Linked DNA regions of Homo sapiens: all the other regions are linked to region 3. Evidence: chromatin loops called from intact Hi-C (ENCODE). Cell type or tissue: heart right ventricle. All regions are shown on one strand. Region 1 overlaps ARHGEF28 (Rho guanine nucleotide exchange factor 28). Region 2 has its middle 51 kb from the start of LINC01335. Region 3 overlaps ARHGEF28 (Rho guanine nucleotide exchange factor 28).

Region 1 (4,000 bases), 110 kb before region 3:
TCTAAAAAGTAAACAACTTTTCCTTCTCTGTCCTGATCCACAGCTTGTCTAACCATCCACCACATCTTGTCAGCTATGTATATTTTGGGCCACCAGATGTAGGTGGAGATGAGAAGCATTTATTCAGCACCTGTTAAGTGCAAAGCACCCAGCTTGGTGCTGGGGATACAAGGGTTGAGCGGAAATCGATCTGGTCCCAGCTCTCCCAGAATTTACAGCCTATTGAGAAAAAAAGATTCATTCAAAGACTATGAACTACCCACCATGTATGCCAGAGAGGCACAGAGGCTGCTATGAACACTACCATCAGGGTGTTTTTCTGACATTTGTGGGGGCAGGCAGAGCAAACTGAGAGCATGATCCTGGTTTTCCACCTGTGCTTTTGACACTACCCTGTAGATGTAAGCCAGTGGTGGACTTGGTTGTTAACAAGACAACACTGGTGGTCTGGCTGCGTCTGACCACGATTCTTCTGCCACATCCAAATGGTGATTAAAATCAGAATACTGAGCATCCTGTGTTTTTGGTTGTAAGCTTTTTTATTTGCTTAAGTCTAGACTCTGTGGTCTCATTTGCAAAATAAGACAGTAAGACATGTGCATAGAGGTGAGTTTTTTAGGCGAATCTGTTTCTTAATGAGACACTGGCATGAATCTTACAGCGACTTAACCCTGTTCACTGGTGCAGTGTCACTAGTAAACATAAGTCTTAGAGATTATCTCTTGTTCCATTATAGTTTGGCAATAACAAAAACCATGTTTATCAAGTTTGGCAAGTCTGATTTAGAGGAGTAATCCTTACTTCTGGGTGGGCTTGAGGGCAAGATTAATAGGCCTTTAAAACAGAATAGGTAGAGTTACTGATACCATTATCTGCTAAAGGTTGCTATAGCAATGAGTGGTTTGATTGCACTGTGTAATTGGTGGTACAGTGGGTTAGTGTAAAAGGATCCTACTAATTTAACAGAAACTCTCCTAGAGCAATTTAATTAATCCATTAGAATGAATGCCAAATTCTTTGAAAGCTCTAAGATATGGTTCTGTTTAGTTCTAGGTTAATTAAAGATACATTATTATCTGGAATCAGCACAGTATCACTAATATTTTTAAATGATTTTTGGATAAAGACTTTCTACATTTAAGTTATTTTTTAAATGATGAGGTACAATTTTTAATGAAGACATATATTTTAATATAGTTTGTGGTACTTGTTCTGAAGTGAAAAAAATTGCACTGGACTACACGGAAAAACGTAGGCATGGCAAGCTATAAAAACTAGTTCACTGGCCTTTTGAGAAGGGAAAGGAAGCTGGAACCTAAATGCACTACCAGGTGTGAACACATCCTCTGTAACTGCAAACTTCACTAACAGATGAGATTGCCTTTTCCATTAGCAATCTGGATAAAATGTGTACTGTTCTTCCGAATAAATGCTGTATGTACAGAATTCTTTAGGAATGCAATATAATGATCATTTAAGAGTTTATGGCTGAGATGACTTTAAAGGAATGAATGTCCTAAAACAGGCAAAGTAAAAGGGTGTGACTCTTGATGTCTGTGCAGATGTGTCTGTTGAAACTCTGGTCCAGGTTATCCTTCCCTTCTTTTTTTTTTTTTTTTTTTTAACGCCTTTGTGGTTTCTTTCCTACTTATCCCAATTTTTAGTGTTTGAGTATATGAGTTTCAAAACCAAACCAAATCCCTACTGTACACTTATAATGTGCCAAATACCATGGTAGGTGCTTCACATCAATTTTCTGCATCTATGTAGTGGGACAAAAATGCTAATTTTAACTATGTGTTTTGGACTTTGGCACTTGAAAGCAGGTCCTTGAAGGGTGAAATTAGCCCATTTTGACATTCCTACCTCTGGCAATGTTACTCTGCTGCCACCTGGAGGCCTTCTGTGGGATGTGCATTTAAAGGCCGGCAGGGATGCTGTGTACACAAGCTGCCTGGGCTGGGTGTCCACTATGATCTTGTCCTCATTCCCTGCTGAGATCAGTTGACATGACCACACAAAATTGGGGTTATTACTTTGTTCGCTGGTTATTTCCTTGTTGGTTTAATCATAGAAGCTAATATGCATTATAAATTCAAGAGCAATATACTATTGTGGCATGCAAATGTAGTATTACTTGCTTTCTGCAAAGCAAATTCAAAGTTATTGTTGTCCAGATTTTTAGAAACACAAGACAAGGATTGTTGGTTTCTCTGCTCCATCCTGATCTTATTACTTATAGCTCCATCCTTGTAATTTGTCATCTTTATTATGATTTGTCATGTAGAGCCATATAAATGAATACCTTATACATTTTCTAAGCATAAACATGGATGATAACTCCTAGCATTGTTGCCCAGAAGTGAGAAGAGCTTGAATAAATCCACCTGCAGATTTGGGGCATTAGATAAATTAATAGGAGTGACAAAACGGAATAGGGAAGGTCTAGGTAATGAACCTGCTGGAAAACTTCAGGCGTTTCCCCAGGATTAGCATAAAGCAGGGCTGTGGGGGAAGGGATGTGGAGATTCCAGAAAAGGAGTGAGACCCCACAATGTTGTATGTTAATGCAAATCTGGGGTAGAGACTTTCAGTCATATGTCCTTGCTAGGGATATCGAGTGCTTTAATTTTCCCCAGGCCCAAACCTGTTCTTGGTGGTTATTTCGACAATAGCGGCTCTTGTTTAAGGGCAACTGAGTATTTGGGAACAGAACCAATCAATTAAACCACAGATAAAAATGCTGCCTTGGGTGAACCTTTTTTTTTTTTTTTTCTTCATCCCAGTACATCCTGACCACTACTGTTTCCAGGAAACCCTTTATTCAGAAAGAGGACACCCGGTGTGCCCGGGGCTGAGGTTGGAGCTGAGGGCTATGCTGGTGTTCTTGACCTTCAGTGATGTGTAAGGAAAAGCCAGACCTCTTATATAATGAATTACGCTCTTTTAAAACATATTGAAATCTGTGGTATTTGAGGAAATAGACATGTGGGATTTCCTCAGGTGGGTACGAGTCACGTCCTTACAATCTGCTATTTTGAAGAACTTGCGGTAGTGAGCAGCCTTCCTTTGGAATCAAGGGCATTTATTTATTTAATGATAATTTTTTCCCCTTCAGGATTTCCTGTGAGAGCTCCTGGGCTTGTTTCCATCTTAGTCCACACAGATAATACCAGAGTATGGACAGTCGGGTTATTAGACACTCTGCTCTGTGGAGAGCTGATTTTTAAGAGGCCTAATCTAAAAACCTATCTCTGTGCAGAAGGCTCCTGGGCAACTCATTTACACTTGTCAGCTAGTAGTTGTTGTTCTTCTTAACAAAAGCTCCCATCAGCAGATCCTGATAATTATTTCTTTTGCAGAGATTAAGAATTCAGTGTCCAGCAGATCAGCAGCTGAAAAGGAAGATATAAAGGTAATGAATGACTCCCTGCTTCTTTCTTTGCACGTCTTTCCATAAAGTAGAAATGAAGATTTAGTGGTAATAAAAATGTTTAAAAAACACTAAAAAAAGGATGTGCCCCAAGTCACTTTCAGAATAATGTGAAATTCTGTTTTCTTTTTCTTTCTTTTTTTTTTTTTTTTGAGATGGAGCCTCGCTCTGTCACCCAGGCTGGAGTACAGTGGCACGATCTTGGCTCACTGCAACTTCTGCCTCCTGGGTTCAAATGATTCTCCTGCCTCACCCTCCTGAGTAGCTGGGACTATAGGCGCCCACCACCACGTCTGGCTAATTTTTGTATTTCTAGTAGAGATGGGGTTTTGCCATGTTGGCCAAGGTGGTCTCGAACTCGTGACCTCAGGTGATCTGCCCGCCTCGGTCTCCCCAAGTGCTGGGATTACAGGCATGAGCCACCGTGCCCAGCCCCATTTTCTTTATCAAATTCTTAATCCCTATTCTTTATAACCAAACCTAGCTATCTTTCTGAGTTGTAGTTGTATATGCAAGATGATTGAATACATTCTGCAAAACAAATTTCTACTTGAAGTTTGATGTTTA
Region 2 (4,000 bases), 350 kb after region 3:
ATAAATCAATTCACACAAGCCAGAGACTGCCTGTTGTAAATTGCCATAAAATATTTTTTAGTTAAAGAAAAAGAAGCAGCTCTGGCCCCTTTTGTTAAGTTACAAGACCCCATGCCTCCTGGCAGATCCCAAGAGAGACAAATTGCTGAAGAATAAGCTCTGTGCCCTGGCCTCCCACCTGTTGAACCCTCGGCTAGCCCTCTGTGAGCCTAGGCTGTTGCTATCGCCCTGGGACCAGTCATGAGGCTAAGTCTCCCTACAGGTGTGCCAGCAAGGCAGCAGGAGTCTGAAAAAGACAGAGCTTCGTATGGGGCCCCTTTTTGGACCTAGAAGCTGATCCAAGCTACATTATTATGAAAAGTTATTAACTGATATTCAGTTACAGGATCATGGGCTGAACAAAGAATGAGGCCCGGTACAGCCAAAAACCATATGGTCTGGGAGGCTGCACACACCTGCGAGAGAACAGGCAGGCCTGGTTAGGAACCGTCATCAACTCTAGGAAAGCCATAAAGTTTGGACTTGCTTCATGGCACTTTCTAATTAACTGTGCAGTGAGTTTTCTCCACTTCTTTATAAAGGCCTGTGCCCCCTCCTCCACCTGGCTCCATCTCCCATGGCCCCCAACATGTGGGGAGAAGGTTCCCACTAAGACTTCTAGCACTCAGGCCATGGAAGATGTTGTAAATAGGAAAATAGCATTTACCTCTGTGTCCAAAGCAAAAATCGAGGTGAACCTCTCAGAAAGTTATCATAAGGAAATTATCCAAAAGGGGGAAAAAACCATAGTGCTTTTATATACCAGCAAGAAGCCAAAAGCCACTTGCCTTGATTAAGCGTAGAAAAGTGATTAAACCAATTCTATTTAGCCAATGGACTGGATTAGCAGAGAATAGAAAGATGAATGTAAATTCTATGTGACAACATGGAAAAGAATTTACCATATAATGTTCAGTTAAACGTAGATGCAAAGATATATGTCTGCTATAATTGTGCTGGTAAAGTTACATATTCATGTGGCACTCAGTAGAATAGGATGAAAAAAACTGAAAGCAACTTGGCTGGTTTGCGGTAGGATTGTGGATGTTTTCTTCCTGCCTTTTACTTATAATTTTGTTAATGCTTTTGTACTGTTTGCATAATGCCCATTTAAAAATAAAGTGACAAGAAAAATAAAAGTAAAGATTATTATTTTAAAAAACAGGGTGGGGGTAGAAGAGAAACATAGATAGATAAGATGGTCAGAGCCAAACTTCCACCCAAGTTTTCCAGAACGCAGCCACATAAAGTTACTTTCATGAGGAAGAATTATTTTTCACCACTGCTCATCTGCATGAAAAAGAAGAAGAAAAATTAAAAGTGTCTTGGAAGGGAGCAGAGGTTTCCACGAGCTTCTTTGCTGGGTGGGGCGATGATTTGACCATAGAGAGACTGAAGTCATTGGTTGGCAGTTACCAGGGTGAAGCTGTTCCTGGCTTCACTCCATTTAACCTCTGCCATGTAAGCAGGAAGATAAATGTCAACCAAGCACAAAACAAGGCCCCCCAGTGCCCAGGCAGATGCTTGTGTCCCAACAGCTGCAGGGGGAATGGCAGGGAAGATTTGCAAAGAATTCCCAGAAAGCAGCTCTTGGCCACTTCTCAGCCGGGGTCCCAGCTCTGGGTCAGAGCCCCTGATGCTTTCCTGGAAGGCTTGGCTGCTAGTTGCCTGTCTCCTGGAATGGCAAAGCTGTGGTGCCCAGGTCCCAGCCCACCATGTGCTTTTTGAAAGGAATTGCCTTACAGGAGCTCAGAATTTTACTCTTGGTCAATTAAAAGATACATTTCTACTGTCTCGGGATTCGTGTAAACCTGGAGCTGGGGGCTGGCCACTTCTATTAAACTTGAGGATTGAATTAAATAGGTCTTATACTTAAAGTTCAAGAGATTCTTTAGAAGAAGAAAGCTCACCTGGGGGCTAGGTATTCATCCTGTATGACTCTGGGTGTGAGAGGAAGACTCAGAGGAAGGGATTGTGCCTTCCAGGGCGGGGGACTGAGTGTGGGAAGGGTCAGGGGAAAGGGTACTTCAGAGGATGAGACAAGCTTATAAAATAGCTTCTATTCCAGCCCCAGAAGGGAGGCGGCCGCACCGTGTAATATTTCCAGTTAAGGGAAACACATAAATGCTCAAGAAACAGCCTGGAACCATCAGGGTTGTAACTCCTGGCTGCAGCACCCGGAAGGGAGGGAGCAAAAGGAGCCACGCAAGAGTAATTAGGCAATTGCTGACCACAGCTCTGAACCTGCAGTCACTGATAAACACAACATAAGTTTTTAAGGGGCCACTCTGCATGGAACACAACTTTGATATCTGAGAAGCAGTCAGACTTTGCCCTTATGAGGAATCAACTTAAAGCTTGTAAAATACACCTGTGATTCTAGCATGATTTTTTTTTTCTTTTTTAGGCAAATAAGCTGCTGCCTCCTGGCTGCTCTGCAGTTTCTAAAGCCATTTGCATGTCTTCTTTTGAGGAATTGGCCTCTTGGTGCTTCAGGGAGGCTTTTGAGACAGTGAAAATAGTTTTACCAGTTGCTGCCTCCCAGTCACTCAGGGGTGATATTAAATCTGGGGGCAGTTAACACTCCCTTGAGAAATAAATCAGGGAGATGAAAGTCTCTCTTAAGCCCTACAAGACTCTCTGCTTTCAGGCATCTTCAATGTTTAAAAAACCTCTCCCTCACTCTCATTTCATGGCATTTCTCTTTGTGTTTCAGCAGACAGATGGAAGAGAGGATCTTCATGGGGATTTCCACTGGAAGCAGGTCCAAAGGAAGAAATCCTGCATTCCCAGAATATATTGTTCTTTCCTGTCCTTTGCTCAAATCTTCCCAAATTCTTGCATTTTGCAGCTGAGCATCTTGAGGGGAAAAAAAGAAAAAGAAAAACTAGGAAAATCAAATGTAAACATAATGTATAGATTATATTGTCAAATTGAAAATCAAATCAGAAACGTAATAGCTTTTATTTTTTTTCCTTCTTTTTATCCTTTTTCAAATGGAGATTAAGTCTTACACTCAGAAACATTAAGTCATACTGAAGATACAGACCATCTATTCCTGATCTTAGGACCGCCACAGATGTGTTGGCATCCAGAATACACTCCCATTCTCTACCTGCAATGCCCTGCCCTCTATTTCCAAACATCCAACTCCTACCGGTTCCTCCATAGTCAGCTTCTAATGCCCCACCCTCCTTGAAATTTTCTCTGATTTTCCTAGTACCACAGGTATGAGAGACTTCATAGTGTCCTGGTTAGTAGCACAGATGCTGAATCCAGTCTTCCTGTGTTCACATCTCAGCACTGCCTCTGGACATCTGTGCAACCATGTACAAGTTGCCCAGCCTCTCTGTGTACAAGTCTCTTCTCCTACAAAATAAAGACACAAGTAGAATCCACTTCACAGTTCTAAAATTAAGTGTTTTGATATACTTGAAACACTTTCAAGAGTGCCTTACCTATAGTAATCACTCAAGTATTAGCTACTATTAATACTCTATTACCTTTTTTATTTCTCATGGGAGTATCTGAATGCTTTCTATTGGCACCCATTTTTGTAAGATATTTTGCCTGTATTCTTATTTGAAACCATATTTTATCTTCCATCTCTTAAGGGAAAATTTGGGGCTCCATTCTGTTTTCCTTAAAGTCATCTGGTAGAAAAGATGGATTGACTACCAAGCTCGAGAGCAAATAAAAATGGTGTGTTAGGCCACACAGCCTCCTTGACATCTGGAATCGAGGTACAGAGAGGCAAAATTAAAGGAAGTATCACAGAAGACTTGAGTTGTGAGCAGAGTATATAAGGAAAGAAGGGCATGAAATGACGAGAGAGAAAGATTGCAGGGTTCAAAGAAAAATGTGTGGAAAGGCAGGGTACCACCGGGTCGGGCGTGTGTAGGGTGAGGGATTGAGGGAATGGTGGAAAAAATTTTTACCAAGACTCTAACCTAAGGGACCA
Region 3 (4,000 bases):
TCAGTTGCTGTCTGTTAGCGTGTAAGCCCCATGTGGGCAGGGACCACATGCATTGCTCTGCGCTCATCCAAGCACCTCATCTAAGAATACTCAATATGTATTATTTTGTGGTGTTTCCTATTTTGAAATATGTGTTGGCCGTGTACAGAAGAACCCGGTGGGCTGGCCGATGTTTGACGCTGTCCTTTTTGTTTCTGTCTCGATGGCGTGCTTCCAGCATTAGTCACAGGAGGGAGAGAAGGAAGAGGCTGTTCGGATGTGGATCCCGGGATCCAGGGTGTGGTAACCGACTTGGCCGTCTCTGATGCAGGGGAGAAGGTATTGTGAACTGATTTGTTAGTAAACGGCAGCGGTTACTGTGTATAATAAAATAGCCTCAGGTTCTGGTCTGTCACGGCAGTCAGTGGGGCAAAGGTGCTTTTCTGAATTGTTCTCAATTGATTTAAATATTCATATTTAAACTTTCTAACTTATTTCTTCTTCAAATGTGCTTGCACTGCCTGTGTCATGTAGGTGTAAACAAAGCAACGATTGAAAAGTTATTAAAAAGATTAAAAACTCTCCTGTGTATATGTGTGTCTGTGCTCTCTGACTTCTGGTCTTTCTGCCCTGCAAACCTTTGCTTCTCACCCACTATGTCTGGCAGCTCTGGCACCCGGGGGCCCTTTTGCAACCAGATGGCGCCAAAGTAATTGAAACACCTTTTACTTTGGAATATTCTTGCTTCTTTCACCTTCCTTGACCCTCCTCTCCTTGCAGAGTTGATTTCCTGTCACCACCCACATTTCACCTACTTTTTTTGTGGTTAATTTTTAATTAATCTGACCAGTTTTTGCTTGGGGCACAGCGATTCCCAAAGGGAATCCTCTTTTTTGACTTACTGCTATAGACATAGATATTAACTCTCTCTTTAAGAATTAAATACATAAAACTTCCTATTAATGTCTACTGAAAGTGAGATGTCAGAAATAGGGAAGGAATAAAATATGATTCTGGGAGGTGGCTAGTTGGCCTCTTCCTGCTTGTCAGGGCTCCAGAGTTTAGCTTTATCTAAAATTGAATTAGGTACATTAATAGGTGCCAATATGTGTCAATGTGAAAAAATGGCAAATGTCAGATCTTCTCACATATACAACATATTTTACATATTATATACTTTTTGTGTATATTACATAAGACTGAGAAATCAAGTCAAGGACTTTTAAAATCCAGAGAAAAGACAGCTGTGACTGAGTGTTCTTTTTTAAACTTCAGAGGCCAAAATGAGCATAGGAATGTAATATTTTACTCCTTCTGATTGTAAGCTTTCTAATGTATTGCTTCTTAAAATGTTCCTGCTTTTCATCACTTTTAAGTGTGAAGTTTGTGGTGTCCAACTGTGTTAATAGAAAAGAGAGAGTGAATTGGACAGTAATAATTTAATCTTGAACGCAAAGTTGGGTGGCTCCTACCCCTAAAGTCTCCCTCTTCCACTCCAATTCAGCTACAGGTAGATAATTGAGGTTAAGTGTCTGGGTTCTTCTTTGGATTAAGCTATCTGCAAAATTTTTTGCTTAATAAGGCATTTTGAAAGATTAATACATTAATAAACCCAGGTAAAGGGCAGGATCACTTGAAATCAAACTTTTAAAAGGTGTATAATGGATATTTTGTCATTAGCTTCCTCTACAAGGTAAGGTTAGAACAAATTTCTGAAAGAATATTAAAAAATGAAATCTGACTCAAATGCAGAAATAATGGATAAATCGCCAACTGCAGTTTTAAACATTTACCACAAGGTGGCAGAACAACTCCATTAAAAACGCGAAATTTCCTGTCTTGTGTCAAACCTAGTGGCTTTTGGGCATAAGTAACCGCGGGTAGCACAGTCCAACTCATTTCTATGGTTCTAATTTTTATAGACTATAAAAACTCTGTGCCATATGGTCTTACTACAGAAGCAGTGGAGTGTGGATGGGCCACGACAGAGCCAGAAGAGCAGCGAGAACGCCAACCATCCCTCTAGGGCGGGGGTTCTTAGAGCCTGTTCTCTCCCATAGGGTTTGGCACAGATCTAATGTCTTTAAGCTTCATCTCCATTTTCAGCCTCTGTCTTTTCTCTATCAGAGGGGCTGCTTACGAGTGAAATCTTTAATTGGCAGTCCAAGGGAAGCGGAGGTCTGGCTAGCTCATCCTGGCATCATCAGCCTAAACTAATTGAATTTAACAAGTTCAAAATTACCCGAGGACATGACCATGGCTGGCTGCTTTTTATGGCTTAAAATTAGATGAGACAGTAGGCCCTTGAGGACAGGGCATCTGATGGTCTCCCATAGCGTAAGGTGTGAAGTTTACAGTGGGTGATCGATATTTATTTATTGAATGGCGTGCCATCGAGTTCAACTGGGAGTCATTCACTTGTTGAGTGTCCGTGCTATGTCAAGCATCATTCTTATAATATGGAGCACATGGACAAAGTCTCGCTACTCACTGGTTTGCATCCTAGGGAGAGAAGGCCGACAATAAATGAATAAACAAGTGTTCAATTATGGAGGCTGCAAACCATCACTATCCACGTGTGCCCTTAATGTGTGCTGTGGAAGAGACAAAGAACAAGGCATAGACCCTCTCCCTAAAGAACAGACGGTCTCCTGTGGCTGGTTCGTGGCCTCTGCTGCTAGTACTTCTACTATGGCAGTCACTGGTCTGGTGATCTCTGACTGTGGTGGGATCTAGAGCAGCCCAGCTACGCGCGCCACTATGGCCACCGTCTGAGTCTGGTTTCTTTTCCCAACTGCTGTATATGTTGATATCGTGAATCTCAAACATTGAGAAAAGGAGTTAAGGCCAGACATGATATTCTTTCTTTAACTTTCAATCTGTCCTCTAGAATATAAGAGGTCAGCCTGACCCAAAAGACAACTTCAGTCTGGGCACAGAGAACTCAATTCACATTGTGGTTTGCACAAGGTAAATGTTGTTACTTGAGTTTTCAGGGTGTCCTTACTGTCATCCCTTGTTGTTTTAAGGGGTGATTGGGTGAAAATTGCCATCCATCTCAAACATCGACTTTGCGTGAAGGACGCTCTTGTTGTCAAGTGTTTGTTTGATTCTATAGGCTTTTATTTCTGGGAGGAAACTGAGTCAGTATAGATAAGGTAATCAAGTTTAGAGATAGCAAAGTGATTTACCCAAGGTCATACATTTTGGGACACTGCAGGGCAGCTTTTCAGAAGTAGAATGGTTATTCATTTTCTTGTTTTTTATGTATTTTAGGTGGAATGTAGAAATTTTCCAGGTTCTTCACAATCAGAGGTGAGCTGCTGCACATACCTTAAATGTATCACCAGCCTTTATTTGTGGATAATGAAAGCTTTTTCAAGAATTTGACACTTACAATTTTGTTTTTCAGATTATACAAGCCATACAGAATTTAACCCGTCTCTTATACAGCCTTCAGGTAACTATCCTCCTCTAATCTTTGACCTTGTGAATGGTTCTCTTAATGCAATTCTCTTTGATGATTCCCAGACTTTAAAAATGAGAACAAGTGAGAGGTAGGGAATGATCTTAAAAGAATGACAACCTTCTAAGTGTGATGTGTTGGACTCACATGGTTTTGTAATCAGAGGCAACACCATGACTACATTTTATACCATTCTTCTCTGAAATCATAAAACAGTTCATATCTTTAAAAAATATTGATGAATATGATCTGGCTTGACATTTACAATGAAACTCTTAGGTGAGTGTAGCATGACTTCACATTTTCTGATGAAAACCTAAATTCACACCTAAAATTCTTTGACTTCTCCATGTGGCCATCAGCCTTTAGAGCAGTTAAGTAATCCATATGTTGCTTTACTCTTTTGTTTGTTCATCCACTCAACATTTATTAATTTATTAATGTTGAGGGGATGAACACACAGTGCCTGTCTCTGTGCTGACTGTGCTGAGGGCTGAGCACACAAAGGCAAATTAGCCACACAGCCTGCTCTCAAATAGCTTACTGCCTTTCAAG

Evidence for each region. Peaks named below come from ENCODE experiments on the same cell type or tissue, not always from the same donor. Only the 100,000 strongest peaks of a DNase experiment are listed, where the experiment ranks them.
Region 1: a loop joins it to region 3, with 4 times the contacts of the local background. A loop is called at or near these places in 4 of 110 quality-filtered maps.
Region 2: it touches region 3 in a loop (2.4-fold over the local background); 2 of 110 quality-filtered maps call a loop at or near these places.

The regions. Positions count from the first base shown.
Region 1 is chr5:73,791,040-73,795,039 of GRCh38, forward strand. It overlaps ARHGEF28 (Rho guanine nucleotide exchange factor 28), which reads left to right. Exons shown (of 36, transcript NM_001177693.2): 8 at 3,363-3,415. Among named protein-coding and RNA genes, the nearest start is that of ARHGEF28, 170 kb to the left of the region's middle. In heart right ventricle, a CTCF peak has its summit at 1,896 (motif pointing left); a DNase peak (open chromatin) is centred at 1,912; H3K27ac peaks cover 522 bases.
Region 2 is chr5:74,255,683-74,259,682 of GRCh38, forward strand. No RefSeq gene overlaps it. Among named protein-coding and RNA genes, the nearest start is that of LINC01335, 51 kb to the right of the region's middle. In heart right ventricle, no CTCF peak of the experiment used is centred here; DNase peaks (open chromatin) are centred at 1,606 and 2,179; H3K27ac peaks cover 2,101 bases.
Region 3 is chr5:73,900,967-73,904,966 of GRCh38, forward strand. It overlaps ARHGEF28 (Rho guanine nucleotide exchange factor 28), which reads left to right. Exons shown (of 36, transcript NM_001177693.2): 31 at 218-318; 32 at 3,256-3,294; 33 at 3,392-3,439. Among named protein-coding and RNA genes, the nearest start is that of LINC02122, 200 kb to the right of the region's middle. In heart right ventricle, CTCF peaks have their summits at 656 (motif pointing right) and 1,772 (motif pointing right); a DNase peak (open chromatin) is centred at 195; H3K27ac peaks cover 1,602 bases.